Linked DNA regions of Homo sapiens: region 2 is linked to region 1. Evidence: chromatin contacts called from ENCODE Hi-C or POLR2A ChIA-PET data. All regions are on one chromosome and are shown on one strand. The core of a region is the stretch at or near the end of the contact, and the rest is flanking DNA. Distances in the headings are between cores, read along the strand shown. Region 1 has its middle 63 kb from the start of TWIST2. Region 2 overlaps HDAC4 (histone deacetylase 4).

Region 1 (2,977 bases), core at 140-2,639:
CCATCTGCACTAGGTCGGCCTTCCTCATCTCAACGCCCCCATGCCTGACATGGCACCTGACACTCAGTCCATCTGCACTAGGTCGGCCTTCCTCATCTCAACGCCCCCATGCCTGACATGGCACCTGACACTCAGTCCAACTGCACTAGGTCGGCCTTCCTCATCTCAACACCCCCATGCCTGACATGGCACCTTACACTCAGTCCATCTGCACTAGGTCAGCCTTCCTCATCTCAACACCCCCATGCCTGACATGGCACCTGACATTCAGTGGAAACTGCATGCGCGTAGATTACATGAACGGATGAGCAAATGAACTTAACTGGGAGTAACAAAGGGCGCTGAAGGCATTTGTCACCAGCTGAAGAAGTGTCACTGCTCTCTTCACACACATCTGTATATGTGTCTTGTTTCTCACGGTGATAGTTTTGAGGCCAAGGAACCTGTTGAATTAATTCATATCACATCCTTAAGGCTCAGTGACTTCGTTTTGCACAATGTAGGCTTTTAATAAATGTTTGCTTAATAAATAATTCATGGGTCGTTTAGACACGTGTCTGACAAACTTGGGTTGAAGTGTGAATGTAACAAATTTGTCTCTAATCCCAGCTGTGTGGAGTCTTTCTTCTCTGCTCTAGCACTGTGCTATCGACTACTGATAGCACCAGTCGGTAGCAGATCCCAGGACAAAATTATAGTTAAAAGATGCATGACCCATGGTGCCTTAACTTTCATATATGATGTCTTCATCTTTTCAAGGTGTTTAGATGACCATAGGAAGAAAAAGCGAGAGATAGAGGAAGTTAAAGAAGAAATGTTGGCTGCCATTGAAAACCAATCACAAATAAAGTTACAAAGTCAATTGGAAAGCAAGTGATTCTTCACAAATGCAAATCCTAGGACAGTGCCTGGCAGAGAGGAACTCCTCACTCCACCATTCTAATTCAATAATAGTCAGTTACTAAGGGCACAGCACTTTTAGGAGGAGCTCTCCCCTCTCCTACTTATGCAGAGGGGCCAAAGGATATATGACCAGGCTGTCAGCATGGGCTTCGAAGCGCTTGCATTGGGGATGCTAAAGGAAGCAGGTGCTGAGCATGAAGGAGATCAGAATCAATGAGTTACACAGGCGTGTATTCTCAACCAGAGGTGTGGCTGCACCATTAAGCCAGGGAAAGGTGGGCTGGGACACAGGACTCAAATAATCCCTCTGGCTGGACCAACGCAGAGGCCATGAAGACAGAGGAGTGGAATGTTGGGGAAAGGAGCTTTTCCATTTTTCTCTCCTTTCAGAGCCATTTTGCCTGTTTTCAAATCTAGTAACAGCATTGCTTCACCAGCGCAGTGTTGTAGATACAGCCTGTGGGTCACACCAGGATGCAATTACACTGCTGGCGGCACAGTGAGCCAAGAGGCTCTGGATGGAGCCTGGCCACCCAGCCTTCCCTCCTCAAAGTTTAGAAACTCGCCAACCCGACCCGCCTGCTGGAGGCATGGCTGCAAACCTGCAGGGTGCCACGTTTGATTTTTAAGCCTGGTGTGCTTCCTTGCCTAAATTACTTTGTGATGTATCATACTGAACCCTAAAATATTTTGTAGCCAGTTTTATTACGAAATGGATTCTATTTGGTGATTACAAAATATTCTGCTTTTAAGTAGTCTCAGTTCTTCAGCTGCTTCCACATGTGTGTTCAGCCTGTTGAAGAAGATGCGGGAGGCATTGAGCCTCCCAGAGAAAGACCCTGCAAGAGACTCCAGGGAAGAAAAACTCTCAAATTAAAGTTGTGAGCTCTGGCCCCCGCGTGCTGACAAAATCCATTGCATGCACCGCCCTCTTGTGGTCACGCAGCAGGTGACACACTTCAAAGGCAAGTTACACGGACTCTGCGCTTGGCCCCGGGGAACAGGTTCTCTGTTAGGAAAAGCGTTTCTGAACATTCCTTTATTCACATGTGCACGCACACAGCACTATAAGCAAGTGAGATCTGACATCAGGGCTATTCTCCCCTATCACAAGGAAATAACACAAATGTGGATTTTTTAAAAGCTCAGAACTGTGGGTGAAGATTCCAAAATCACAGGATGTCCAAACTGGAAAGGATCCTGACATGATCTTGATCAAATCCCCTCCATTTTTTTTTTTAAAGTGGTGGGGGGTTTGTGTGATCTTAGACAACTCACTGTATGTCCCAGAGACACATATTGACTTGCCTAAGATCACACAGCAAATCGCTGGTGTTGAGGTACAGGCCTCTGTCCCATGCCGGAAGTGGCTCTGGGACTCACCACTCCAGCTCTTCACTGGAGACGTCAGGAGACTGAGTCCAGCGAGGTCGAGAGGCCAGGGCCACGCAGGGAGCCCGAGAGCTGAGCTCTGGTGCTGGTCCCCTGGGCAGTGGGTCCCTTCTCCCATCTATGTCCTTCCCTGTTCTTGGGCAGGGACTGTCTCTTCCACCAGGACCTCTGTGCCCAGGACCGGACAAGAGGGGCTTGTGGCAAGTATGGACGGATGAAGGGGGCACCAACCAGGACTCAGGAAGAGCAGGGGCCAGAAGCAGGGCCTGGGCTAACTTATGGTTCAAATGGTAAATTTTATGTTATGTATATTTTACCACAGTGAAAAAGGAAACAGCAGTTTTAAACCCAAATTTAAAAAAAGGAAATAAAAAAAAAACTTAGGAACTTCTTTATGAGGCTACAGAGCAGCTACCACCAGCCCCATTTGACAAGAAAAATGCTATTCCCTTTTTTATTGTGGTGAAACATACATAACATAAAATTTGCCATTTTTATCATTTTAAGTGCACACTTCAGTGGCATTAAGCACATCTGCGCTGCTGTGCAACCGTCACCACTATTCAGCTCCAGAACTTTCCATCTTCCCAAATGAGACTCTGTCCCCCATGAAACACGAACTCCCTGTTTCCTCCCCCAGCCCTGGCACCCGCAATCCTACTTTCCGTCTCTATGATTTTGA
Region 2 (2,977 bases), core at 379-2,878, 320 kb after region 1:
GAATAAGGCAAAGAAGAAAAGTAGAAAAACCCTCTCCTTACAAACACATGAAATGGACACAGAAAAGACACAGGATCAAAGCCCCAAAAGCTCTGCGACACCGCGACGGCTGGGGCTGCAGGTGCGCGACACCGCAAGGGCTCGGGCTGTGCGTGCGGGACACCGCGATGGCTCAGGCTGTAGCGTGCAATATTGTGACGGCTCAGACTGAGCACCTGAGAGGCTTTTCCAGAGCCACTCTGGGAGCGGTGGTGATGGTGGCCCCTTCCTGCTTTCTTGGGAGGCTGACCTCGTTATTTCTGTCTCCCTTTAATTCCTAGGATAAGACAGAAGGAGTCTTTGCTCCTTACAGCAAACACAGGCTTGGGGCAGGGTGCAAATCCCAGTGGTGGCCCTGGTCTCTGTGGCATCTGACTTCCAGCCCACCCACTTCTCCTCTCCTTCCTGGACACCGTGCCTGGAGGCAGGACAAACCAAGCTGGGCAAGCAAATTGGCCAGGAGCTGTTCTGGCTCCCGGGAAGCCTCTGCAGGAGGGCGGGGCCCGCACACACACATGGCTATACTCAGAGGACCCCCGACTGCTCAGAACGTGTGAGGCAGCTTCCCAAGGCCTGCTCTGGAGTGAGGCAGGGAGCGAGACAGCTGCACTGGGAGCCACGTCTTGCTGGGCCGGCCTGCCAGTATCGACAGGGTCCCAAGCTTGCAGAAAGTATCTCCCAGCCCACTCTCATCCTTCCTCACCACGCGAAGCCAACTCAGCAGTGTGAGGGGAGGGCCTCACCCCCCAGGCCTCCAGGCAGTCGTCTACCCAGAGAAGGGGTGCTGACTCTGAGGCCCTGCCCTCGGGCCTGGGCTTCGGTCTTGCTGTGGCCTCCAAGTGGTCCGCGGACTGGGGAAGTCACAGCCCCATCCACCCCATCTTCTCCTATCGGGTACCCACTCTAACCATGCCCCGTACCCATGGCCCCTCTGCTCGGCCATCTCAGGAGGCCAGTGACCCCTGGCAGGCTGGCACTGGAAGTCTGGTGGGTGACGTCACGTCCCCCTGGGCTGAGTTAGCACACTGCTCGCTCTGAACCTGGAGGGGCACCCGCACTGGAGAGCTGCCCCACGTGTGGGAGCAAGGCACTGCTGTCCAGGGAGTATGGCCTCCACCGCCTCTGTGGCTGTCTCCCAGCCACCTGTCTTTCTCCAGCTCTCCTCTCCCTGAGATCCTGCCAGGCTCAGGTCTTGTCCCACAGCCCCAACACCTGGGGACCCTCTGCCAGCCCCTGGCCCAGTCGTGGCTGGCACCTTCACCCATGGTGCTGAGGACAGGCAGAGGAGCCGAGGGCGGGCGGAGGAGCTGAGGGCGGGCGGAGGAGCGGGCTGTTTCTTCCAGGGTCTTTGCTTTCTCACTCCTCCCTCCCTTGCTTGCATTTGCTTTGCTTTTCTGGCTGAGAGACCCTCTCCCAATCCCCTGGCCTCAGCGGAACCTCCTGGGGGTGGGGGCACATGTAGGGGAGGGACAAGGAAGCAGGTTATGGAGCTCTGGAAGCCTCAGGAGGCCTTGGGCAGTCCCCAGAAGGGGCAGCAGGACAGCTGTCTGGTCCTGTGGAGGGAAGGGACGTGGGGAAGGAGTTTCCTGCAGCCAGTGTCTGCTGGGCAATGCTGCCCTCCAGTGGCACAGCCGTCCTGACCAGATCCCTGAAGCAGGTGCCAAGAGCCTCTACAGTGGCTCCTCCCCGCCTTCCTCCTCCCTCCTCCCAGAGGGCACTGCAGGAGAGGGTCCTGGGCCTGACTTTTAGAGAATTCCCCCCTGAAAATTATGTATCACCAATAAAACTGGTAAAGGAAACGGGGGGTAAGATGAGGCACAGATTAAAAGTTCACAAATATCCCAGCTTCTAAAGGAGGGCAGGCGAACCTGCAGGGCGGGACCCTGCAGAAACTAAGCCAGGAGACCAGAGGCCCTCCGTGCCACGCCAGCTCCACGTGCTCACTCATCTCTGCCACAGCCACTTGGGCCCTGGGCTGTCGGGTGTCCAGGACTGTTGGAGGGGTGGGTGTGGATGTTCCTGTCCACCCTGTGCGCTATCTGTAGGATGGTGGGATTCCTGGTGTGGGGAGTGGACATAGCAGGTCTCTACTGGTGGGCCCTGGCATGGGTGGGGCCTTGTGCGACCCTGCACAGTGTTGCCAGCCCCTCTCTACAGACAAAGAAATGGAAATTTGTCCAAGGTCACCAGCTCCCAGACGGGAGTCTCTTCTCTTCCTGCCCTCGCTATCAGCAGGGCCTGGCCACACCCTCCTCCCTGTCAAGAGCTCAAGATCCCCTGTGACAGCTGCCTCCAGGGTGAAGAGCACCAGCTGGGACAGCCTCACCAAAGTGCGGCCCCCGTCCTGCCCTCAGGTGTTAATCGGCTGATCCTTCTTGCCTCCTTGGGCCTGGGAGTCCACTGCAGCCAGATTCGGGGCAGGGCTCTGGTTCCTATCAGGAGGCGGGGCCGGGCCCTCCTTGTATGAGAACAAGTGAGGCCGCTGCCATCGCCTGGCGGCCAGGGAAACTGAGGCACAGCCAGAGCTGCAGCATCCCCGAAGCCTCCTCGTGTGACTCAGCCACATAAGGGAGCTGAATTCAAACCAGGCCAGGGCCCTGCCTGCAGCTCCATTCCCTTCACGACCCACTGCCTCGCCAGCACCTTAACTCTGAGGAGGGCCCCAAGGGCCTGAGGTCTCCCTGTGTTCTCGAAGAAGCTTTTCAAAATCTTAAAAAAAGAGAAAATTATTTTAACAAAAAGCCAACAGGCCTGATCTGAGATATAATCGGATCTCCCCGTGGCTCCTTCCTGGCAGCCCTGGGGGAGCATGGTGGGAACTGGTTTCCTTGGGGAAGTGACCCGGAGGCAGAAAGCAACAGCCCTGGACCTTGAGAAGAGCCTGCTAGGTGGGAGGTGGGAGCGAAACATCAGGAAAGGTCACAGACAGAGGCAGCAG

Evidence for each region. A loop is a pair of places that touch in the nucleus more often than their neighbours do. ChIA-PET counts read pairs that join two places held with the same protein, here RNA polymerase II (POLR2A). Pooled maps may share reads with other maps.
Region 2: a map of mammary epithelial cell shows a loop between it and region 1 (25-fold over the local background). The contact joins two enhancer-like sites. A Hi-C loop is called at or near these places in 3 of 168 maps with a recorded cell type or tissue (PC-9, chondrocyte and mammary epithelial cell) and 7 of 50 pooled maps. POLR2A ChIA-PET finds 5 or more read pairs at or near these places in 1 of 52 experiments (Panc1).

What each region holds. Positions count from the first base shown.
Region 1 is chr2:238,783,347-238,786,323 of GRCh38, forward strand. No RefSeq gene overlaps it. Among named protein-coding and RNA genes, the nearest start is that of TWIST2, 63 kb to the right of the region's middle. RefSeq lists an enhancer at 142-645. Within about 2 kb of position 1,390, at least 5 of the 41 ENCODE cell types and tissues checked have a DNase peak (open chromatin) inside an H3K27ac peak, as active enhancers do.
Region 2 is chr2:239,104,848-239,107,824 of GRCh38, forward strand. The region is part of intron 15 of HDAC4 (histone deacetylase 4); the gene reads right to left. Among named protein-coding and RNA genes, the nearest start is that of MIR4441, 20 kb to the left of the region's middle. Within about 2 kb of position 1,629, at least 2 of the 41 ENCODE cell types and tissues checked have a DNase peak (open chromatin) inside an H3K27ac peak, as active enhancers do.